2 separate regions of the Mus musculus genome follow, and region 2 is linked to region 1. A link is a loop called in an ENCODE intact Hi-C map of the cell type or tissue named here. Cell type or tissue: left cerebral cortex. All regions are shown on one strand. Links, peaks and the distances in the headings refer to the core of each region. The heading gives the core; the rest is flanking DNA. Region 1 has its middle 16 kb from the start of Gm34770. Region 2 overlaps Gm34424 (a long non-coding RNA gene).

What was found. A loop is a pair of places that touch in the nucleus more often than their neighbours do. Peaks named below come from ENCODE experiments on the same cell type or tissue, not always from the same donor. Only the 100,000 strongest peaks of a DNase experiment are listed, where the experiment ranks them.
Region 2: it touches region 1 in a loop (4-fold over the local background); 2 of 42 quality-filtered maps call a loop at or near these places.

What each region holds. Positions count from the first base shown.
Region 1 is chr9:61,671,042-61,683,550 of GRCm38, forward strand. No RefSeq gene overlaps it. Among named protein-coding and RNA genes, the nearest start is that of Gm34770, 16 kb to the left of the region's middle. In left cerebral cortex, for the core only: no CTCF peak of the experiment used is centred there; DNase peaks (open chromatin) are centred at 5,409 and 6,185; H3K27ac peaks cover 281 bases.
Region 2 is chr9:61,510,991-61,523,499 of GRCm38, forward strand. Gm34424 (a long non-coding RNA gene) reads left to right here. Exons shown (of 5, transcript XR_379518.1): 2 at 1,410-1,517; 3 at 7,850-7,958; 4 at 8,448-8,845. Among named protein-coding and RNA genes, the nearest start is that of Gm34424, 7.5 kb to the left of the region's middle. In left cerebral cortex, for the core only: no CTCF peak of the experiment used is centred there; DNase peaks (open chromatin) are centred at 7,127 and 9,347; H3K27ac peaks cover 717 bases.

The DNA.
Region 1 (12,509 bases), core at 1,388-9,387:
CCTCAGTTCCTGAGGGACATGGAGAGTTCCAGAAACCTGCTTTGTGCCTATGGAGAGAGGAGGAGGAGGAAGAGCAAGAAGAGGAAGAGGGCAGAGAAGCAGCAGCTGTAGTTACTGTAGCTGAGGAAGACAGATAGGTAGGAGCAAAAGCAGGTCAGCTGTCAGAGGGCCCAAAGAGCCAACCACAGTGAGGCAAACAGTGCTGGTATGAAGACGTAGTTCCTCGTTCCTGTCTTGGCTGAGGTCACAACCTCTCTCCACGGGACACCAGGTCCTTTCAGTTTGCCCTCCACTGGATCAGCTGCTTTGTGAAATACCTCTTCCTTGGTCGGCTCTCCACTCCTTCCAGGCATACCTTGAGATGCAGACAGTGAAAGGTGAATTTGGGAGGATGTGAATTTTAAAGATATCTTTAACACCTCCCCAGATTGCTATTTTCCTGAGTATAAACTCAATAACACATTCTTTTTCTTCAGAATTTTATAGGCCTTACTTATTTGCCCCCTGTTTTCAGGGTTGCTGTAGAGAAGCCCACTGTTGATTAGTAGTTTGGCTGGGTATAGAAATCCAGTCAAAACCATCTTGCAGTGCTGCTGTTGAGGACTCAGTGCCACCCTGTGCCCCACTCCCTTGTTCTTGAGACAGAATCTCAAACATCCTTGCTGGTCTCACACTCTCTCTGTAGCCAAAGATGACCTTGAACTCCTGATCTTCCTGCTTCAACCTCTAAGATTCTGCCTTCTGGGACAGGAGCTATACACGACCTGTTTCTTAGACCTGTTATAATGATTTTGTTCATGCTATTATTCTCTCTCTCTCTCTCTCTCAGCTCTGGAAGCTCTCTTTCTGGAAGCTCTCAGTATCTTTATCTTTGAAATTTCACAATAATTGGCCTTGCTGTGGGCCTTCTGTCCTTTGTTGGGTAGGGTGTGTGACAAACTGAGACTGATTAGAACAGATTTCAGTTCTGGGAACTTTCTTGTCACGCTGTTTCCATGACTATTGCAACCCTCCCTCAGTTCCTTCTCTACTCTTTTCTTTCTGGAACTTAGTGCTTGTATGTTAAATGCCCCAGATGTGTGATCAAGATTTTAAAAATCTTTCCTATATTCTAGCTATCTTTTTGTTTTACTTTCTGAGCATTCCTTGTGTGTGTCTGTGTGTACGAATGTATGTGTGTATATGTTTATGTGTTTATGTATGTGTCCATGTATGTACATATGTATGTGTGTATGTATGAATGCATGTATGTATGCCACACATGTATTAAACATGTGTGTGCATGCGTGTGTGTGAATAGGGGTGTGTGTGTGTATGTGTGTGTGTGTGTGTTTGTGTGTGTGTGTGTGTGTGTGTGTGTGAATGCTTCCATTAATGATAGGATCTCATGCAGCTCAGGCTAGCCTCAATCACATTCATTATCTACCTGAGGAGGATCTTGAACTTCCGACCCTGGTAGGATTACAGGTGTGCACCATCACATTCTACATACCAGGGAGTAAACTCAGGACCTTGTATATGGTAGGCAAGCACTCTATCAGCTGAGCTACAATCCCTAGCTCCCCAAATATTTCTTTTAGACAGGGCATCACATAGCTCAGGCCAGCTTGAACTTCCTATGTAATCAAGGCATAGTTGGACCCTATAGGCATTGCCCAGAGCATTCTAAATATTACATTATTTGACGACCCATAGCAAGTATTTGAGAAAGTGCTCTCACCAACCCTATGACTGACAAGAAACATGGAGCACAGAGAGGGCCAATACTCTGCCCGAAGTTTCCCAGAGTTTCAGGTAGGTTATATAGTTATAGGCACACTGGCCCCAGAGACATCTCTGCTTAAGCTTCCAGAAACCTCAGTTTACCCATCTGTGTGACAGCAAGTGAGTTCATTCAGAAAGTTGGTTTGAGAGAGAAACAAGGAAATACATGTAAGACCTTCGAGTAGACCCTCCACAAATATTAGAATCCTTATGGTTGCTCTGTGTACATGTCTATATATGCTATGTATGTGAGCCCAAGTGTGTCCCACAGAGCACATGTGGAGGTCAGCGGACAACTCATAAACTACCCTCTTTACGGGTCAGTTAGTGTCTGTTATCTGAACCTCTCAGCTTTTTGGGAGCCAGAAGCTCAAGGCCTAATCTAAAAAGGCGTCTGTTTTCTCATTACCCTGTGGGCTTCCAGAGTCAGCCCAGCAAACAAGGGCCAAGCCATCTTACTGGCCTTCATTTTTGTCATAAAACATCCCCACCATTGGGCTTAACTTCATTACTTTGAAAAGCCACAGTGTAGGCTTGCCTAAGGCCTCTGATAGCCATGAATCTCCATGGCTGTATGAGATGGTCTGCAAAGCTGGGGCAGGGGAGGGGGCTCATTAAACAAGATGAGATAGGACATGGCTAAGGGTGGGAAGCATCAATATCTGGAGGAGAGAGGAATGCTCCAGAAGGCTGGGTTCCCCAGTGCAGGCCTCCGAGCGCCACTTCCGAGAACACAAACAACTGTGAGGCTAAAAAAGAAAAAGAAAAAAAAAAGACCAGACCCAAACTAACATGTAAAGAGACACATGTTACCACTTACAGGCCAGTTAATGTTGGTGTGGGGAGAAGGGCACGGGGAAGGGAGGCCCCGGGGTGGGAACGAGCAGGCCCGCGGCTGAAACGGGTTATTATGTGTCATCGGGAAACTTAAGAAGAGGGAAAAACAAGCCCTGATCAAAGTCCCTTTTGTCAAGTTCTCCAGATTAACAGATGACTGACTTTGCACTCTGGGCTCTGCTGGGTTGCAAGGGCAAGGGCAGCAGAGAGGGGTTTGTTGGGACTTTCTTCTACGCAGCTGCTGCACTACAGAACGTATCATTCTGACGGCCCAGCTGTCTGAGGCCTGCCTTCCCTGGGACTCTTCGGAGGGACAGTGGGGTAAAGACTCTGAACCCTGAAGGCAGACTCAGCCTTTCTCACCCTGTGGCCTAAGCCCATCAGCTGCCACCCCAGTCCCTGCGGCCTCATGTGGTCCTCTATGGATCACAGAAGGAAAACAGACTTCCAAGGCTGACTTTGAAGTCCTTGCCGTTCTGCGCCCCCACCCCGTGCCGCCAGGGGTTGTGTGCCAGTCACACCAGATTCCTCAGGCTCTCCAAATGCATTGTGCTACTCTTCTGTCTCCGCATCACTCTCTTCTCTGCCACATTCTCTATCTCTCTGCCTCTTTTCCATCTGTCAGGGTGGCTCTGATATCAATGCACTTGGGAAATTGGCTCTGACCACCTCCCCTCCAAAGTCAAGGGTCTCAAAACTGTGTGTAACCCTTAGACCTGAAAACATAGCCCTTAGCACTTGGCTCACTGGGAGCCCTACCCACCCCTTGCTCCCTTCCCACACTGATGAGGGTGTGGAGGTCTTTGTGCTGCCCGGCACAGAGAGGTCACTATCTGTTACATGGCTATAGGAACACCAAAGCGTGGGAGGCCATAAAATGAGGCCTAACAACAATTACATCTATTTGTTATTACCCTGATTTTCCTTACCACTCATAGAGTTGGAACTATGTCTAACTATTACACTGTATTAAACGACATGGGGCATCCCTCTTGTGGTCCCACTGTGGTGTATATAGCAAGGGAAGGAAGATGTCAGTTTCACAACTTTGGTACCTTATACATGCCATGTGGAGATTCTCTGAGCTGGCTTGTAAATAAGCAATCCTGTTCTGGAGGCCCATGTGGCAAAGAACTGTGGAGGGGAGACTTCGGAGCCCATGGGATGGTCCTGGACCCACAGAATGCACAAAGCCAGGGCCCTCTCTTATTCAGTGACAAAGGAATGAATTACAGGCTGTAAAAGAATCCTCCCTTCTCATCTCTTCTCCTCAGTCAAGCCTCCTGGTGAGATTGCAGTCTAACAACCCCATTACAGCTTCTTGGGCCTGCTGGGAAGACTCCATTGGGCTACCTGGTCTCTTGACATCAGGATGATGGGAGAGGATAAAGGCCTATATTGGATAAAGTTGCCATCTTTTCAGTAATTTGCTGCCCAACGATGAACAAATCTATAGACAAAACATTCTTAAAGATGTCTTCCTTGGGGGTGGGGATGTGGCCCAGTTAATCCACTGCTTACCAGGCTAGCACAAAACACCAGCTCAATCCTAGCACTTCCATTGGGTCTGACTGTACAAGAGCCAGTATTTGGGAGATGGAGGTTGGTGGATCTGGAATTCAAGGTCATCCTGGCTACAAACCAAGCTTGGATCTAGCCTGGGCTATAGGAGACCCTGTCTCAAAAAGAATTTCCCTTCTGGTCTGGAAGGTTCCAGAGAATCCTGTCCCATTCTAATGAACTGATTGATTTGCAAGAAATTTTGGGTTGGCCAGTGGGAGCAGAGGCATCCAGGGAAAGGATGAAAAAGAAAAGCCATAATCAGACACAGGACAGGAAGAGCCCCTGCCAGATGTCAGGCTTCTGAGTTTCAGCCATCAGAGATGCAGTCATCGGGCTTTGGTCAAGGTGACCTTGAACCACAGCGTTGTCTGTAACACAGCCCTGGGAACAGAATGAGTGCCAGGATTCCCAGGCCACAAGGGTACTGTTTACTAAAGAAACACTCCAACCCATACACTCTTGAATCTCTTCAGTCTCTCCCTCATCCATTCAGAATAGACTATACCTGTAGTTAATAGCTTTTAGGATCAATTGCTACAAAAAGAGACATCTGATAACATGAATCTTCAAGAAAGACATACATGAATTGAGGTAAAGGGCAGGGTTAAAAAGCTATGTTAGGGTTCATCCTGTGACTGCTTCCCCTCCCCCCACATGCCTTAGGAACTTTGTTCCATGTGCTTCCATAGAGTGGATGGTCCCCTCTTCCACCTAAGTCACACACGGTCCAACCCTCGTCAGAATCCTCTGAGTCTCTGGCTACTATAAACAGCCCGCAGATGAAGCACGTGTCAAGAAGGACCCGTCAGATGCTCCCAAGGGGACTCTAATGGATGCTAGGATTAGGTTTGAGAAGTTTGGGGCTGTGGTGGCTGGCTTGTGGAGAGAGCAAGTCTAAGGCCTCCCTAGAAAGGGGAGGCCTGTTAACCACAATTCCAGCCATCTATGAAGCCATCTGTATTTCTTTGACCTTATAAGTTACCTTTTTACTTAAAATTGTTTGGCTTGGGTTTCTGCCACTTAACTAATTTAGTTATTTAATCTTGGCATGTAATTTTAGCTGTGAGTCTCCTGGATGACAACGGAAAGAACGGTGGTAAAGCACAACGCTCTTATTCTCTAGCACCCTAAGGCCCAAACCATAAAACAGATTCTTTTCTCAGGGGCGCAAGCCCTTCTTTGGCATCGGCGAGTGGCCCAGAGCAGTGCCTTCCACAGATGTTTCAACAATGAGACAGACATATTCTTCCTGTGGCAGGCTGCCTTGGAGACAAAAGGCAAGCAGCAGACACATATCATCAGTTAGTGCTTACAATGAGGACTCCCACTGGCTAGCCCAACATCTCTTGCAAATTGATCAGTTCATTAGAATGGAACAGGGTTCTCTGGGGGCTTCCCAGATCAGAAAGGAAATCCTTATCTTTTTGAGACAGGGTCTCATTAGCCCAGGCTAGACTCAAACTTGATTTGTAGCCAGGATGACCTTGAATTCCTGATCCACCAACCAGAGAGGCCTCAGCCTGTCCCATCTTCCTGGGTCCTGTGACACTTGGGCACAGTTCCTCCAACAGCTCCTCCAAGGTGTCACTCCAACACATCGCTTCTTTGGTTAGAAGGTTGGTGTTTCCTAGCAAGGGACTACAAAGCCATATTACACTCACTGCTAAGTAAACAAATGCTTGAGGCTGTGTTTTACTGGTTCCATACCATCTGCCATCTGGTTTGGGGGAGCAAGGAAAGCTGTGGTTTTGTTGGGTTTGTGTATATGTGTGTGTTGCTGTTGTTGAGTTTGTTTTTTTTTAATTTTTTTTTTAAAGTTTAGGGTTTGTTTTTTTTCCCCCTCCATGAAAATTCTGAGGTTGAACGCTGGCAACAGTAAGGGGCTGCTTCAAAGCCCTCTAGTTTCCCACATCTTACACTCAGCTAAACGTTGGAGGCTGGTCTGGGTCCCCATCTGCTAGGCAGCCTGTTGTGTGAAAATGAGATCTATACATACGCAGGGCTCCTCGGGCCAGCGTCCAAGATCTGAGGGATCATTCTGAGCAAGCCGTGAGTGGTGGCTAGTGACTGTGGACTCGATGCTCGCAGAACAGGCGACAGTGGGTGGGAGCATGCGACAGGAGACTAGAGGAAGCCTGTCTCCACAGCAGAGCTGTCAGGGAGCGCTGGCTCAGCCTTTGAGACCTGGGATGCTGGAGTGGAGATCTTGGAATGATAAGCATGCTTCAGGGGCTGAGTGGAGAATCAGCCCAGGCTTATTTAGAACCCTCCCCTTGGGAAGATGCACGGTGTGGGGGTGAAAGTGAGGTGTGTGTCAGGGGTGGAGGTGTGTGGTGCATTGTGGGGGTGGAGAGAGATATGTTGTGTGGGGGAGATGGGGTATACTGTATGGCAGGGGCAAGGTGCATCATATGGTGATGTCAGGGGTAACATGCATTGTGTATTGAGAGTAGGGTAAAGCTCAATAGCCCAGCATGGCCTGCAAACGGCTTTGCATACTGGAGCTCTCTGAAAGGGGAGATGTGTTCTTTGAGCAGTTTTTGTAACCCTTGCCCTGACTTCTGCTTCTTTATCTATCAAACAAGACAGAGGTGGGTCTCGGTTTTACCACAGAACCTGGAGAGCATGGAAGCCGACTGAGGCTGGAGGGTGGAGCCTAGCACATGTATGTTGAATAAAAGGATTGAAGACACTCATCTGAGTGACCAGGGCCATGTGAGAGCCTGACTAGTGAAGCCACAGCCTCCAGGTTGTGAAAAGGCCAAATTTGTAGCTTTGGAAATTTTATATTTAAATATGACATGCCTAATATTTCCATACTAGCAGCTGGTAAAACTATTAGAAATTATTCCGGTCACGTAAGATTTGTCTGTAACCCACAGAAGGCACCCCAGATCTCCAGCTGGTGTCCATGGAGGAACTGGGTCAGACTGGAAAGAACCATAGACTGCCGTGCGTGGCTTTGATGAGAGCTAAAGAGGCCCAGACCAGGCTAAGCGAGATGGTCCTGCCCTGTCCTGCAAGAACTGTGGCCGACACATCACTGTCCTGGCACTGGCACCTCCAGGCGTGGCCTACAGAGCTGAAAGGGCTTTCCCAAAGGTGCTACCTTGATGCTCACATCCGAGACAGCTATGAGGTTCTAGTCGCTGGAGAGGGCAGCATCCACACGTACCCTTCATCTTTATTTCAAAAGTCACTGCTGGGAGACAAATGAGCTCTACATGGCTGGGCTGTTGTCTGTGTCCATGTGACCATGTCTCACGCCTGTGCACATGTGGTGTCCCTGTGTAACTCTGACGTATACATGTACACGATTGTGGTGCACCGCCTGGATGGTAGTCTGCTCCCTCCCCTCCACCAAGTCAGCAAGCCGGTAGTTATACAAAGTGACACTTAGGTGACCCATCTCTGATTACATGTGGGCCCTCTTGGGAATCAGTCCTTGTAGTCTGGGCAGCTGGAGAATTTTTACATGATTTTTCTCTGGATTTTTCGGGGCTGAGGTTTCTCTGTACCCCAGCTTTGGAGAAGGCCTTGGGTCATCTGACGTTCTCGGTGAAGAGTCCTAACTGGAATTCTCCAGTAACCCTCCTCATTTGCATTTCCAATCGTGTGACCAGATCATGTCAGTAAAATAACTCAGAGTCCTCTTTTCCCCCTTTAATGGATCTCATGTATTTGACATGAAGCCATTATACTGTATGTCCCAAGTTTAAAAATGACTGTCTATGCAAGCTTGGTGATGACTTTAAAACAACCGCCCAGGGAGAAGCCCAGACCTCACCAAGACTCCCTTCTTGCCATGTGATCTTGGACACACTCTCTGAGGCTGGCTGATCTAAGTCACCCCTCCCCGAGTCCTTCCTATCTCAATGCTCCAGGGCGAGAGTTAGGTAACCCAGGCACGGTGAAAACTCACTACCAAAAGGTCCCAGGGAAACCTAGAGCAGCTAGATCACTAAACCAGACCTGTGAAGAAGAACTGGTCCCCTGACAGACTGGGAAACTGAGGCCCAGCATAGTGGGGCATCTGGGGAAAGGTGGGTTGATGGAGAGGCTCTCTTTCTGAAGAGCAAGGGCTCTCAGGGACTTGTAAATCCTTTTGGGGGGCAACCAGGCTGGAAGTGAAGGGCCTCTCTGAGGAGACCCGGAGGCAGTTAAAGAAAATAACTAGCTAATTTGCTGCTTAGTCAGGCGTGGGTCTATCTCACATTCTAAAACTGAGGTAACAGCTGATGTGATTTAAGAGCCCACGGAGATAAAATGAAGTGTAATTACTTCACGTTATTTTATTTTCTGTGACATTCATGCAAGACACCCCTACTCCACTTTCACCTGCATCAGAAATGCTCTCTCTCCACTAATGTGCACTGCAATCTTCCCAGGCCTGTCTGTGCCTGACTGGGCTCCATGACGTCTGGCCATGATGGGCCAGCTTTGGGGAGTCCTTAGTGCCTCAAAGAGGGCAGACTTTGAGGGACAAAGAAAGAAGGGTAACTAAGACATTCTGTATCTCTCTTACACACACACACACACACACACACACACACAGAGAGAGAGAGAGAGAGAGAGAGAGAGAGAGAGAGAGAGAGAGAGAGAGAGCAAGAAAACCACATCCAGTCTGGACTGAAAAAGCAACGGTGAAGGGTGACTACCCCACCCAGTAAATCAAGATGTGGGATTCAAACCACTTCCGCCCTCAGCTTCAGGTCAAGAGCGTCACGTATCTGCATAAGACCTCACAGGGGCGGAGTTGCTGCTGCCAGGATGGGAGTGCAAAACCCCACTCAGGTGACAGGTCACACACCCATGGACACAGCCAAGTAGAGGAGAGGCCAGAATGAAATGACAGATCTGTTCACCTCACGAGACAGGACCACTGGACTCCATTCTCCAAGATCCCAAGGACACAGAGGTGTATAGGCCACAGTCCTTGAACCAAACCAAGATGGCTCTGGCACCAATTCCTGCTGAGCTTCTGCAATGTTCTATACCCATCTCCTAGGCCTGAGATTCTCTCTATGTAGGGACCCCTCATGGACTCAGACACTGAACCCACAGGGTATATTAAGAGGCTCAGACCCGGGCTGAGGCAGTGACTCAGCTAGTGAATGGAGTTTACCCTGACATGGCCTGATGACCAAACGCCCACCCCTGGAACTCATGTAAAGGTAGCAGGAGAAAACCAACTCCACAACATTGTCTCTGCCTACACACACACACACACACACACACACACACACACACACACTACAGAATGTGCGTCCACATACACTAACTTCAATGATAACATAATAGAGGTGACTTTTGAAGGGGTCCAGCCCTTCACTTCAGAGGGCATACTGGTTGACGGCCAGTAGCCCTCTTTGTGCAGAAGGCTCTCTCTACCGCTGGCAGGCATTCCCCATTATCCCAGATGCAAGGAGCCTTAGAGACCACAGTTCTTAGTTTTAGGTGCTGAAGCTACTAAGCTCCTTTCCATCGGATTCCCCATCCCCTTGGGGAGCTTATGATGTTGCTCCAGTGAACTGGCCCACGCCTGCCTGCTGTGCAAGGATCCCAGGTTGTCAGTCTCTCGTCTGCAGACAACTGCAGCCCCTGCGGCGTTACCCAGTCTCAGCTGTGTCTGTAATGTCTATGCAGGCTTATAGACTGGGTCAATTCTTTCTCTCCTTCTGATCTCATCTCTAAAGTGGGGAGGCTAGACAGAGGAAGAGCTTACTCCTTTTCCACATTTGGCTTTGTGTCTGTCCCCAGGGACACCCCGGAGCAAGGACTCAGCCAGTAAGGGCAACAACGCCACAGCAGTCGTGAATGGAAGAGAAGCCCTATGTTTCCACGTTCTGGGTCCAGTGTGCATTCTGTGCCCTAGAGACAGAGACAGGGAGGCAACCCCACAGCCTGAGATGAGGAAGTACGCTCTCCACATCTGAGCTACTTCTAGGGTGAGGGAGGGGCCTCAACTTGATGGTTTCTAGGGAGAGAGAGTTTGTGGCAGGAAGCAGGCCAGAAAAAAAAAAAAAAACCTAAAAACAAAAACAAAACCAGAATCAGCCGGGGAACATCAGCTTGCCACACAGCCTCCCAGGACCTTGGTGGAGAGTCACTGGTACAATGCATCCCCAGAAGTCTTGGAAGGAGACGGGGGTGGGGGTGGGGTGGGGGTGGGGGTGGGGGTGGGGGGGGGCGGGGGGGGCGGGGGGGGAGGAGAGTAGGTTGGGGTTGGGCACTTTCAGGAAAGCTACTGACATGGCTGGGGACAAATAGCATTGTGCAACTTCAGATAAGGTGTGAAGCAGGTGAGACCACATTCAGCTCACACTCAGCGAGAAGGGCTCCTCTTCCTCAGGAACTGGAGCACAGATGTCTACCGTGGTAGCCAGATCTGAGTTGAGGCTCCTCCACCTGTAAACTGGAGGCCTTGGTATTTTGTGGATGTTTCAAGCCCAGGCCTTCGTTTCCTGAGAATAACAACAACTCCTCTTTCAGCATAGGGCCACAAGGTTTAAAAGGTTTGAGTGCTTGGCATATATTAGGGCTCAGCCAACGGCTGCAGAGATGAAGGCTGGAGACTCGGGGAATGCCCAGAAACTCTTTTGATTATTTTGCTGTCTCAAGGGGTCCAGATCTGCAACTGACTCAGAAATATGCCCCACCTCTCCACCCCATCCCCAATTCTTCCTCTAACCCCCACTCCTCCCTGTCCCCCACCCCACCCCATCTCTCTTCTCTGTCTCTCTGTCTCTGTCTCTGTCTGTCTCTGTCTGTCTCTGTCTCTCTCTGTCTCTCTGTCTCTCTGTCTCTCTGTCTCTCTGTCTCTCTCTCTCTGTGTGTGTGTGTGTGTGTGTGTGTGTGTGTGTGTGTGTGTGTATGTGTAAAAGAGAAACAACTGTCCTTCCTGGTCTTCCCCAGACATAAGAAAACAATAGGTACACCCCTCACACACACACACACACACACACACACACACACAAAATACAGCAAGCTGGAGGAAAGCAAGCAGCACACAGCCAGCCTCCTCTGCTCCAGCAGCAGCAGCAGAGCCAGGATCACCTGCAGGTACCACAGTAGCAATGCCCAGAGTTTCTGGTGCCTCCTAGAGCTCCTCTTGGGATGACTGATGCCATATTAGGAACTCAGAGTGGCCTAAGAAGGAGCACTGAGGAGTGTGTGCTGCTGGCCCTTGAAAGGTTGGCCTCCCAGAGTTCTGCTGAGTGCTGGAGATGGAAATGAACGACAGAGTCCTGGTTGGGGGGGAGACCCACACCACCCCAGAAAGGCTCCCTTGTAGCAGGGAAGTAACTTCCTCTCACTGGGCCCCAGCTCTTCTACAGGAAATGAGGGGCGTGCCTTAAGTGAGATCTCAGAGCCCCTCTAGCCATGGGATGACACTGAATGTGGCTGGGCACTTCCCAGGCTTCAGTCCTATTCAAGAAGCACAGGCTGTGGCCTGTGTACCAGGCACCTGTGCCGACCCGGGAGGAGATGGCACATCCTGTTTGCTACTGCCACTGTAAGCTCAGGGCCTCATGAAGGCAGACATGTCTACACTTAAATTTAAACGTGGACGGTCTCAGACCCCAAGACAGTGCTGACAGACCCATCAGTTCTTCCAGGGAGACTCAGGAAGATTCCAGAAAGAAAGAGGATCCCTGAGATGTGATCAGGGATCTGGGAAGGTGAAGGCTGAGAAGAAAATAAAAGGGAACCTTGCACGTGACTGATCATGGCTGCAGGGAGATATACAGAAGGATGGGAGCCCAGAGAGACAAGCTGGTGACACACTACGGAAGATGTCAAACAGCAGACCATGAGGTGGCACTTGTCCTGTAGATATGAGACATGTGCAGAGGTCCCAGGCAGGGGAGTGACAGTGGCATATCTTTGGTTTAGACTATGCATGTGGGCAGTGACGTTGGTCCCCTCTGACCACCAGAACATGGCCAACAGGCCAACCCAGTCATGCTTGCAGCCCAGAGAGATCTTTTCTTTTTATTTTTGTTCCTTTACTCTTTGTTGAGTTATGATTCATGTACACAATCCAATTTTCTTTTGCTTCAAAAGAACCAAACTCCTGCTTGTTCTTCCCCTCCTGGACACCCCATTCCCATGCCCAGCTCCCCCAAGCTCAGTGTTCTGGACTCCAGGCCCCTTCTTGCCTGGCTCTTCATCTTATTCTCAGCCACCCCTTATTGATCTTTTGAGATCCCTCCAACCTGGTCCCCTGTAGAAGTCATTTCCCACCCTAGGCTCTTCTGTCTTGTTCACATTTACCACTGCTGAACTGTGGCATTTCTGATCTTGTGTCTTTCCCTTCCACCCACCTGCGCCTTCAGCCTGTG
Region 2 (12,509 bases), core at 2,343-10,342, 160 kb before region 1:
GTCAGCTGTCACATAGCAGGCTGATCGTGAGCTAGGTAATGTGAGTGCCTGAGATACTTTATATGCCTTTCTTGCTGGTCTGGGCCTGTGGAGCAGACATGCAGTCAAGGATGGTGGGAAAGGCTAGAAGGTGCCATAGGTCTTTTGCTCAAGAAAGCTGGGGCTCAGCTTTCTCAGACCCCCAAGATGTTTAAAAACTCTGAGCAGCACTGAGTTGTCCATCCGTGATCCTTATCTCCTGTTCCAAGACCCAGTGATTCCCCGTTTCTCTGAGTCCCTGCCATTACCAAGGAAGGAGGTCTGTTCCACGTTCTCGGCTCTCAGCCCTCAGCCCTTAGCTTCAGCTCCCACTACTCTCCTCATAGGAAACACAATTCACATACGGACCAAGATAGTGGGGCCAGAGCTGGCCAGAGTAAACCAGGTAGACAGAGGAGAGGGGCCAAGGACTTGAGCTGAGACACTCCCCCAGAACAAGTATCCTGATTACACACTCTAATGCAATCCTTGTCATTAGTCAGAAGTGTCATCTCTGGGCCACCTCCTCCCAAGGAAGGAGGAAGAAGCCAAGGCCCACAGGCCAGTGGCTCTCTCTGCAAGCTCTGCCTCCTGCCCCCTCCCCCCACTCTCAGCTCTTAGGCCAGTCCTTGATATGTAGTCTCCTCCTCTCCAACCTCCTCCACACTCACTCCCCTCTCATTAGCTCAGACTGCTCTGAGTTCATGGCTAATGACTTTGCCCCTGACTTAGAGGCTTCCCTGGAGAGTCCTGGTCTTACAATGGAGTCTGCTTTGCATTTATAGTCTACAGGGTCACACATCTCTGTTTGGCCTCTTCATGGCTTCTCGGAATTTTCTGCCCCAGCTTTCTTTCCCTTAACAAGAGCGGATATGACTATTAAGAAGTAACCCCATTAAGAAAATTATATATATGTCTTTTAAGCAAGTATTTGTATAGCCACATAAATATTTCTTTCTCCAGTGAAGTTCACTGCCTGCACCCACAAGGTGGGTCCTTCTGTGACATCAGACACTTGTTTGGTCTTGTTTCCTGTTGATGTCTATCATAGGGCCTGGCACACACTGCACCTGCAAGGATTCTTTGCTGAATTAATGAATAATTAAATTCTACACAGTATGTACAATCATTTCTCCATGGGAAAACATATTCAGGGATAATAAGAACATTCCCATTGCTGTAACTAAATACTTGATGCTGGGTAATAGATAAAGAAAAGAGGTTTCTTTAGCTTGCAGGTCTGGAGGTCTGAGATCATGGCTCTGGTTCTGGAGAAAGCCCCCATGGCTATGTCACATCATGGCAAACAATATCACTGAGAGAGAGAGAGAGAGAGAGAGAGAGAGAGAGAGAGAGATAGGGGAAGGCTCACCCTGCTCTTGCTCTTTCAGACTCTGCAGTCTGTGAGAATTACACTAATTCATGTTGAAGCAATGCTCCAGTGATGTGATCACCTTCCATTAGGCTCCGCCACGAAAACCACCACGCTGAAAACCAAGGTATCTATGTGTGAAACTTTCAGGGACTCACACTCAAATCAGGATTTCATCTCTGAGACTCCCTCACAGCTATAGCTCTCAGAGTCTGGAAAACACACGAGAGAGAGAGAGAGAGAGAGAGAGAGAGAGGAGAAAGTGTATATATACTTGTAAATAATTCTAATTATCCCAACAGAGCAACTCTTGGTGCCTATAATAACATCCTATATTAATTTGGTGACTTTGGTAGGATGCAGAACTGAAACCATCAGGTCCTGACTTTTTTCATAAGGCTTTTTTTTTTAATTGATTTTAACAAAACATTCTATTGATTCAATTCCATTTCTCATTAAATTAGTCTCTTCATCTTTTTCTGCCTTTTCATAGTTGGGTTCAGTAGGTTTATATTTTTAGGCATGTATCCATCTCTTTGAAGTCAACTAGTTTGGTGTGCTTTTATTCACAGTTCTCTCTCTCTCTCTCTCTCTCTCTCTCTCTCTCTCTCTCTCTTCACCCCCACCCCACGCCACCCCCAGCCTCTCTTATAATGAAAGGGAGTCTACTCCTTTTTCTTCTTAGTCTGACTGACACCTTGTCCATTTTGTCTAAGGAGATGGCTCAGTCAGTAAAGTGCTTGCTACTCAAGTAAGAGGACCTGAGTTCAAATCCCAGCACCAGTGTAACAACCCAAGGCTGGTGGTGGGCATGGCCTAGATGAGTCAGCAAACCCAGGATTTGCTGAGAAACCTTGTCTCAGAAAATAAATGGAGAGAGACTGGAAAGAGACGTGACCTTGACCTCTGACCCCCAAGTACAAGGGCAGTCCCCCGACTTTCACCCTAGGTTCTCATTTTGTGATCCTTTCCTGGGGTTTACTTAACCAGGCTCTGCTTTAGGAGTTGGTGTTTCCTCTGCTAACTCTGGGCTCAGTTTCTTCTTCCTGCTCTCTGGGGTGCAAGGTTGGATTGTTTGAAATCTTTTTTGCTTAGAGCAGGGTCTCCGCCAGTCTCCTCTTAGAACCGATTTTGCTGCCTGGATACATTTTGTTACTTTGTGTTCCCATTTCCCTTTGTGTCGACATTTTTTTCCCACTCAGATTTCCTTTTTGACTCCGTGGTTGTCACAGGGTGGTGTTGCTTAATTTCCACGGATCTTCAAGTTTTCTGGTTTCTTCCTGTTGCGGATTTCCCATTTCATGCTATTTCTGAGTGTGTAGTTTCATTGCAGCAAGAAAATATATTCGATATGATTTCAGCCTTCTTAAGTCGGCCAAGGCTTGGTTTCTGGCTGAACATGTTTATCCTGGAGAATGCTTCAGGCCTGTGCCCTTGAGAAGAGAGTCCTGCCTCGGACGGACGGATGGAGTAGTCCGAGTTTAGTGCACCTGGTGTCTTATCTTTGCTCATGTCTGCTGTGTCCAGGTTAATTTTCTGTCTAAATGGTGTGCCCAGTTTTTGAAAGGGGGGATTCTATGTATGCACTTCCTCAACATTCATGTGTCTAGTAATTAGTTCAGTTGGTGGAATGCTTGCCTAAGAAGCACAAAGCCCTGAGTTTGATCCCTAGCACTGCTTGTACCAGCTGCAGTGGTGCACATCTGTCATCTAGCTTTTGGAAAGTTGAGGTAAGAGGATCAGAAGGTCATTCTCAGCCACGTCGTGAGTTCAAGGCCAGCTTGAGCTTCATCAGACTCTCAGAACAACAAAATAAAAATGTGTTTGCTGAGACGTAAGATAATGTATCACAGGGTGAAGCCTATAGGAAGTGATTAAGTCATGTTAGAACTGGGACAAATGACTACAAAAGGTCTGCAGGGAGCTAGATGTATCCACTTTTACCTTTTACAATTTAGTTTGGAAAGGGCTTGGACTTCTGGGCCTTCCACAGAATGCTTGGCACCCTGTTTATAACCTGAGGCTGGTACTGTATGAACAAGGGCTTTGGCGCGTTGGGGGGGGTGGGCAAGGAAATCCTGAGTAAATGTGCAATAAGCAGATGAGATCTTGACTGAATGTATGCTGATGACTCGGGGCACAGCCAAGTCAAGGACCCAACGGCTCAAACCCATGGGACTGGCAAAGCCTTCCCTGGGTGAGGCTCAGAGGATGGCAAAGCCTTCCTCTTTTTCAAGTGTTAATGCTGACAGTATGCAAGTACGAGTCTTTACAAAATGATTGCCCAGTGTGTGCAGGAATTGTCAGCTACAGCTTCCTCCTTCCTGCTGCCCACAGCCTGAGACTGCTTGCCTGCTAAGACTAGCCAACCCCTCTTCCAGGGCTGTACCTAAGGTTCTGATTGTGATGGAGCACAGTAGGTATGCTCCATCAGATAGAGCACAGCCCATCTGACCTCAGCTTTTCTGTACATACATCTGTCCTTTCTTCATTCCCTGGCCTTCCCAGGTCCAGGTCAAGTCAAAAGCCAAGCTGCACAGGGACTTTTGATAGTGCTGGGTAATGAAGTTTAGAGAGACTTTGGACATCACCAACATTAGGTTCTGGAGCTTCTGAGTCTGGAATATTCCCTCCAAAGCAATGGACTAGATAGTCCGTCTTGTATCTGTCATTATCAAAGAAGAAGCACAGCGCTTGCTAAGCTTCTTATGGGTCCTGGAGTCAGTATATTAGATCCTCAGGAACATGGCTTTGACCCATCTACCATATAGCATGGGAGGCTGGTTCCTTTGAATGGAGTCCATCCAGGGTGGGAAAAGACTCTGCAGCACATCCAGGATATGGGTAAGTGGTCCTGCTATTTGAACGGCATCTCCTGTGACTTCCTAAGGCATTAGAAATGTTAAGACAAGATGCTACATAGAATGTATAGGAAACACCAATAAGAGATCGAAACGTGGATAAATAGGATTTTAGAGTAACAAAACTCCTTCCACAATTTCTGGTCCTCGTAGAGACAGATCTCAAGCGACCATTTGAGAGCAGCCCCTTAGTAGCTGAGCTTTAACTGAACATGGTGGCACACACCCCAGCCCATCATAAGAGGAGAACGAGGTCCAGATGGCAGACAACCAAGCTGCGTGAACAGGAGCCCCAGGTGCCATTTCTCTCCCTGCCGTGTGAGGGATCCCGTGCTGGCCCTTGCCTCTATCACCAGTACTTAGAATCAGCTGAGGGAGAAGAAGACAGGTCATTTTGGTTCACAGATGGGTCAGTTTGGGATACAGACACAGCTGACAATAGCTTGTCATTGTGCAACAGCTTAACTGAAATCTAGCTGTGAGGAGAGATCCCTCTGTGGACAGAACTGTAGGCTGCAGCTGGCCATCATTTTATGTAGAGAGAGAACTGACCCATGACAGAAATCTATACAGATGCACACAAGGGCAGCGGCCATCATCCCAGAAGGTGGTACTGATGGTTCTGAGATGCGAAAGAGGCAGGCACAGCAGGACCCCTCCTGTTTCCACTCTGATTGATCCACGGGAGGAGGCTCCCTGAAATTTTAGGCCCAGGCCTGGCACAGAGGAAACATGCTTCTACCAGAGACACTATGAGAATTCCATTAGTTCTAAGACTATGACCTGTTCACTGGCATCCCTGAGTCAAGAGCCCAGCACATGAAGGAATTTGGGAGTCACCATTTGGCAGGAGGTGGACAGTAACCATCGGGATGTGATTATTCTTATATCTGGAATCAAGGAAGCAGGTAGCTGCAGCCAGCTGATACGTGCATGTGTCTGAGTTTTGACAAGTAACAGAGGAGTTGCAGCATCCACAGATAGTGCAAGAAGGGTGGGATGACACAGGCTCAAGTCCCTCAGGGATGAGGGTCTGGGATGCGCTTGTGTTGCTCACAAGACCCTGTATAAACTCTCATCTAAAACAAGAGCAGAAAGCGCAGCTGAACGAGGCCCGGCATGTCGACTCAGAGTTGGCTCCGGCTTCAGCGTTGGGGGGAGTTATAATTTGCTGATTTTCACAGCATGTGCTCCGGAAAAGGGACCCCAAAGGACCAGAGCCATAGTGTGGTATATGAAGGTGATGGCTATGGAAGGTCACCCATGTTTTCCTTGCAGGAATGGGGTTCTTGGTACTCATGGCTCGAGTCTCATTCAGCTTCATTCTTACCTAAGGAGAATCCTCTTGCCAAGGTCTCTGCCTGAGGCAGGCACTCAGAAAAATGGCTATACTGGGCAACATAAGGCTTTTGGGGCAAGTGTATAATGGCCTCTGAAACACCCCCAACACCCTGCTCTGTCCCCTTTGTGCCCCTTTCTCTCCCATGAGCCCCTTCTCCTCCCATAGATGATTTTGGTTTTACTTGCATGACATCTGCACACACGTAATTTTGTGTATCTAGGTAAACTCCAGGACTCAAAAACGAGAGAAAACATGCAATATTTGTCTTTCTGAATCTGGCTTAATTGGCTTAATTATCTCTAGTTGTACCTCAGAAATAAAAATGGTCACCAAATGGTGCTGTGGTATGCAGAGGAGGATAAAGGGGATGTGTATGTGTGCACAGGTACCAGTGTGAGCATGGGAAGGAAGGAAGGAGAGAGGAAGAGAGAAACTGATTGACTGGTTGATTGATTGATTGGTTGATTGATTGATTATGAGAGTATAAAGAGTTCAAACCCTTACCTTTCTTTTTTTAAGGAAGAGTCTAATCTATTCCTAAGAACTTTTTGATGGGGGATCTGGGGAGATTGCTCAGTGGGTAGCGCGCACAGAGAACAAGGGTGAGAATCTGAGTTGGAATTCCCAGAACCCAAGGACATGCCAGGTGAGTGCAGCAGCCGTCCTGTAATCCCAGCGCTCAGAGAGCCAAGACAGGAGACGCCTGGAGTAAGCTGGCTGGCTTTGCTGGCTGAACTGGCCATGTCAAGGTCCAGAAAGAGGCCCTGTGTCAAGTACATAGAGTGGAGAACAATCGCAGGTGCACTCACCATACATGCATGCACACACATGTATCCATATACATGTAGACACTCATATACACACACATACATACACATACAAAGAAAAGAAAAGGGATTTAGATCAAGATACAAAAGCTTAACTATTTTGCTTACAAATTTGGCATTAATGTAAGAAGAAATAGCTAAAATCCAGGAATTGGTGGCTCTACGTTTTGAAAAATTGGGACCAAGGAGGGCAGAGGGGCAGCAAAGCTGGTCCTTTTAAGAAAATCTTGTGCAGTAATTTGACAGCTGAAATTATAACACCCGATGAGCTCATTAAATATGCAAATTAAAATTTAAAATTTAATTACAATGAGATTTGAAACCAAAAAAAAAAAAAAAAAAAAACCCTGGGCTGAAGTCCTAACTATTCCATCTAGTCCCAGAGTTACTTTAGGGTGATGCCTCAGTTTCCCCATCTGTCAGCTGCTCTGTCATGCTGTTCAAATGATTTTGAAGAAGGCTGGCTTTTGCCTGCAAGCTCTGGACCCACTAAGAGCTCATGGTTGGGAGTGGTTTGCCTCTCGCTGGGCTTGGCCTGCGGAAGAGACTGTGGGTTATGCACTATCTACAGCTGTGCTCAAAATGGCACATCCCTCTGGGTTGTGAAGGCTTTGCACGTCTCCTTCTGAGACAGATTGTCTCATCAGAAATACCAACATATCTGGATGATCTGCTAAACCAGCTACCAGCTAAATTTGCTGCCTCCCAAAATAGTTCTGGGATATCTCTAGGACAGGCCCAGCCCCAAACGCATTCATGAAGGCAGCCAAGACTGAATCCAGTACTCCCACACCCTCCAGGCCTACGGCTCTGCTGCTCTCCAGCCCCCACCCCAGACACCCAGTACCCTTGTCCCCAGCCCTCGACCGGCTCTCCCTTGAGGAGGGACTTAAAGCCTCACCACGGCAGAGGGATATAGTATTGGCCAGCAGTGGGTTCGAACAAACTGCCCATTTCCCAGGAAGATGCACATTTGAACGTGCAATCAAGTATTAAGTTAAAGAAGATAAATTCTAGTGGTGAATTAATGTAGCAAGTAGACATTAAGGAAGGGTATTTTGGGATGTGATGACATCCAAGCTCTTCTAAAATTATATCACACACATGAATACAGTTGGAACGTCTACTTCCACAGAGGCAACCATCTGACAGGCCTTGCTTGGAGGCCCCAGACAGCGCCTATGGCTAGGAGCCTTAGTGCTCTGCAGAGTCCTTGCATGGACTCTCCACAGAATGCCCTCCTGGTACAAGAGGGCCCTTCCACGGATCCCTTGTGTGTGGATATTCACTCTCTTTAGCCCCAGAAGAGCCCCTCTTCCTTCCATGGCTAACCTCTCAGTACAGATTGATGGATGTTTCTTGTTAGAAAAATCCTGTGTGACCTGAAGGTACTGTTTCCATTGCTATCTCTACTAAGTGTCCCTTCCAGGATGTTCCTGAGAGTCTGAGGAAATGGGTGGATGGTCAAACAGGGGACGGCTGGACTGGCTGAAGTCACACGATGTCTTTGCTGCAGGTCATTTTGAGCCTATGGCGAGGTAATGCACCAAATCTCACTCTCAGAATGGGGCCGAGAACTGGCTGCTGTTCGGGTCCTGTGAGCTTAGAATGCTCTTTAGCTGGGGGTCTTGTGGTATGAGCATTGGTGGGACCCCAGCTGTGCAACTAGCTCTGAAGTGGGCAAGCCTGGTGTTCAGAGGACCCCATGGACTCACCGGAGCCAAATGGCCATGCTCCCTTCAGCTCCGCAGGCTGGAATGTCACATGGGTTTTTTGAAACTGGCTCCTCTGTGTGTGGTCACATTGTGGAAATGGACTGTTAGTCCATTTGTCTGCCCCCATGACCAAATAAATTAGGAAAAGCAACATGGAAGAAAGACTTATTGGTCTTTTGGCTTCATAGGTTTGGGTCGCTTAGGGTGGGGGTGGGGAGCCGGGAGTGAGGTGGATCAGAGCAGCTCACACTGAAGCAGAGAGGAGTACCCTTTTGTTGAGCTTTCTCTTTTGTTGCTTTTTATTCTGGCCAGAACTCCAGCCTGCGGCATGTTTCTACCCCCATTCAAGGTGGGTCTTCCATCATTAACCCTTTCTGGGAATGCCCTTGAAGACTCTCCAGGGGTGCTTCATATCAATCTCTAGGCACTTCTCAATCAAGCCAAGTTGACAATCAAGCCAGCCCATCTCACTGGTCAGTCAGGGCTCTGTGCTCCCAGAGAGCGGCTGCTAAATCAGTAGCCTGATGTGGAGCCACTGGAACCAGACGACAGACCTGTCTCATCACCTCCTCACTATGATCTGAATTACTAAAAACAGGCCTTTGCTGCTTTGAGACAGGATCTGGGGGCTTCATCGCCAAATGAAGAGATCACGGTCTCCAAGTCATTTACTCCCACAGTGACTGCTGTAGCCCAAATGCCCCCATGAGGTAGGTCAGTGTTCCTTTCCAACAAAAGTCTCTGTTTCTCAGAGGGGACACCAGCCTCCAGAGATGGCCTGGACATTGGGAACTGGTAGGCCACAGAGCACTCATGCAAGGATCATACATGTAAAAAGGGTCAACTCTTGGACAAGGCTGGCCTTCCCAAGGTCCTCAAGATGACCTTGTTGCTGGTGTGGTCGCCCCCTGCCTATCACACATCAGCCATCACTGGGTGGGGAGAGAGTGATCTTTGATGTCATAGGAATCCAACTATCCCGTGGCCTTGAGAGAAATCTGCTTCCTTATCTAGCATGTGGTAAATAACAACACTTAGCTCTATGGTCGTTATCAACAGTAAATGAAAAATTGTGTTTGAAAAGCTACTGTCTGGCCCTCTGCAGCGGGCAGCCCTCATAAGCACTGGAGTGAGGATCGTGACAACATTCATTTCTCTTGTCGATGCCAGTAATGCTGTGCCCACAGCCTCATTGCCAGTTCTCCTGATCCCCAGCTGCTGTGAACGAGATATGCTAATGGCTCACAGATGCTAGTCTATTCCCTTTCTGTTGCCATGTTAAAACACCCCCACCAAAGACAAGCTGGGAAGGGAAGGGTTTATTTGGCTTACTCTTCCAGATCACAGTCCATCACTAAAAGAAGTCAAGGCTGAAATCTGAAAGCAGAAAACAAGAGAAATACTGCTCATTGGCTTATTCTCTGCCTTATCCACTGGCTTGTGCTTAGCTAGCTTTTTTTTTTTTTTTTTAAATTATTAAGTATACGGCCCATGACTGCCAGCCAAAGGAATGGTGACACTCACAGTGAGCTGGACCCTCCTACATTAATTAATAATCAAGACACTTCCTTTCAGACATTCCATAGAACAAACTTGATCTAGGCAATTCTTTAACTAAGACTTCTCCTCTCAGAGGACTCTAGACTGTGTCAAGTTGACAACTGAGAATAGCCAGGACAGCTCTCCTCAGGAATGTTCCCACAGTGGAGGGGAGGTTGCTTTCTAGGAGATGCCTGAAAGGTGTGAGGCCAAGACAGATGAAAGCTGAGACCTTTGAGGCTGGCAACACACACACACACACACACACACACACACACACACACACAAGTACATATGCACGGAGTTGAGAGAGGTCAGTTGGTAAACTGCCTGTCATACAAGCATGAGATCATAAGTTCGATTCTAAGAATCCACTTTAAAAAGCCAGTCATAGCTGTGTGTGCTTATAATCCCAGCACTGGGAAAGTAGACTTAGGCAGATCCCTAGAGCTTGCTGATCATCCAGCCTATTTGGTGAGTTCAAAGCCTGTGAAATACCTGTATCCAAAAGCTAGGTAGATGGCCTCCTGAGGCATGACATCCAAGGTGGCATGCATGCCAACTATGCACCCTCCAATTTATACACATGTGCTGAGTCCTTACATGGCTTGGGGCTTGGAAACCTGACTGGGGCTATAGAGGGAATGAAGAAAGGGCAGACAGACAGACATAGAGAAGCTGGGATTGGGTGGTCTGAGCCCTTGGATGGAGAAACTGCAGCAGCACCCTGGGGGCTTAATGTGTTATTATATAGAGTTGAGCGGGGTGATTGCACATGGCTGAATGGCGAGGGTTATGACGTTCAGATAGACACGGAGGCAGAGTTATTATATGTAGGTGATCAAAGGGATGAGTTTAGTTTATCTCTGTAGGAACAGTTTCAATAGAGGAGCAGTCTTAAGGCAATAAACACCTAGGCAGGGGAAGCTATGGGAGATATTTTCTGCACACTCTGTCAACATCCACACAGGAGCCAGAGGAAGGCTTGGCCATCCCTCTGAGCTTGCCACTTCTCTGGGGCTGAGGATTGTGGTCCTTAAGAAGACTATGTTCATATCAACGACATATATTCACTACAGACTCTGCTTGCTCCCTACACACATTAAGTGTAGCCTATGAAATCCTAGTCAAGACAGAATAGAACACAGACCAATCAAAATGGAATTTGGGGCTACAGCTACTCCGGGGTAATGGTAGGCAGCCATCTGGGAGTGAGAGACTTTGAACCTGTGCAGGGATTGAAGTGAGAGGCAAAAATTGCAGGTGGGACACTCACGTATCAGGCATACTAAGGTCAGACTAGAAAGTCTTGGTACCACCTCAGCCTGAGTTCTGGTCCTAAGGAGTCTCTCCTGACACTTTATAATTCAAGTCTGTCTTGTGACAGGCTGAAATGTGTCAGGATAGTCACTACTGCCATGCTCTGAGATGCCTTATTCATGTATAAACTAACCTAAAATGATACTAAGATGGAAAAGCATCAGGCAAAAGCAAACACAGGCAGTTTGCCAAAACCTGGGGTGCTCCCCATAGATAAAACTCTGGCATCAAAAGCAGCCATAGGATCTTATATAGCAAGATACACAATCTACCCTGCCACTAAGAAACCCAAAAGGAATCATATTAGCTACTAACCTCCTGTGCTCACAAGAACCACGGGCAGACAGAAAATAGTTTATAAAGATACGCTGAAGTGAATAAATGCCTAGAAGGAAGTTTGACCCTGAGACAAGGAACACGGGGGCTGGAGAGGGGCTCAGGGCTAAGAGTGCTTGCTGTTCTCAGAGGACCTGACTTCAGTTCCCAGCTTCCATGTCAGTCAGCCCTCTCCTGATGTCTGTGAGCACCTTTATTACGTGTGTGCTGTAGGCTTAGACTCTTAAAAGCCTCTAAAAATTTATTAAAGAGAAAGAGTGTAATATGAGAAAGGAGCCTTCATGATGCAAAACAAAACAGAACACAATGGAATGTACTAGAAAGAAAAAGACTAGACTGAATGAACAACACATAAAGTAGATGAATTAAAGTAAAGATTAGAAACAGTTGGAGAGAGAATTAACAGATGTGAAAGCGTGTCTGAGGGAAATAGTGTGCAAAGAGTTAAGACCACAGAGACAGGAAAGGAGAGTTAGGAGATATGGAAGACAGGATAGGAAGCTCCAGCCCTGACATCTAATGAGACTCAGGGAAGGGCTTTAAAGGGAAAAGGACAAAGAGCATGAAAGCCATGTGTGCTTCAGAATTACTGATGAGCGTGATCCCCAGGCTCAGGAGCACAGACAGCCCCAGTCTGGATAGAGAAAAAAATAAATAAAATCTGAAACCATTACACACTGCATTAATACAGAACACCAGAGACAAGAATATCTTTTATTTCTCCAAAAACTTCTACTCCCCTTTATTTATTTTGCACTTGTGTGTATGCGTATGGGCATATGCGAGCCATTGTATGAGTGGAGGTCAAAGGTCAACTGAAAGGAGTCAGTTCTCCCCTCCCACCCTGTGGGTCCTGGGGCTCAGACGCAGGCCATCACGCTTGGCAGCAAGCAGCTTCATTCACTGAGCCATAAGACCAGCCTCAAGACTGTTTGTGTGTTATGTAATAAGGACACATGATTCACTATGTTCATAGCAGCCTTATTTGTAATAGCTAGAAGCTGGAAAGAACCCAGATGTCCCTCAACAGAGGAATGGATACAGAAAATGTGGTACATTTACACAATGGAGTACTATGAAGCTATTAAAAACCATGGCAAGATAGTTCTTTTTTATTTTAATTTTTAATTTTCTTTTGGGGGTTACAAATATAGAGATGACAGGACTGTGAAATGAGGG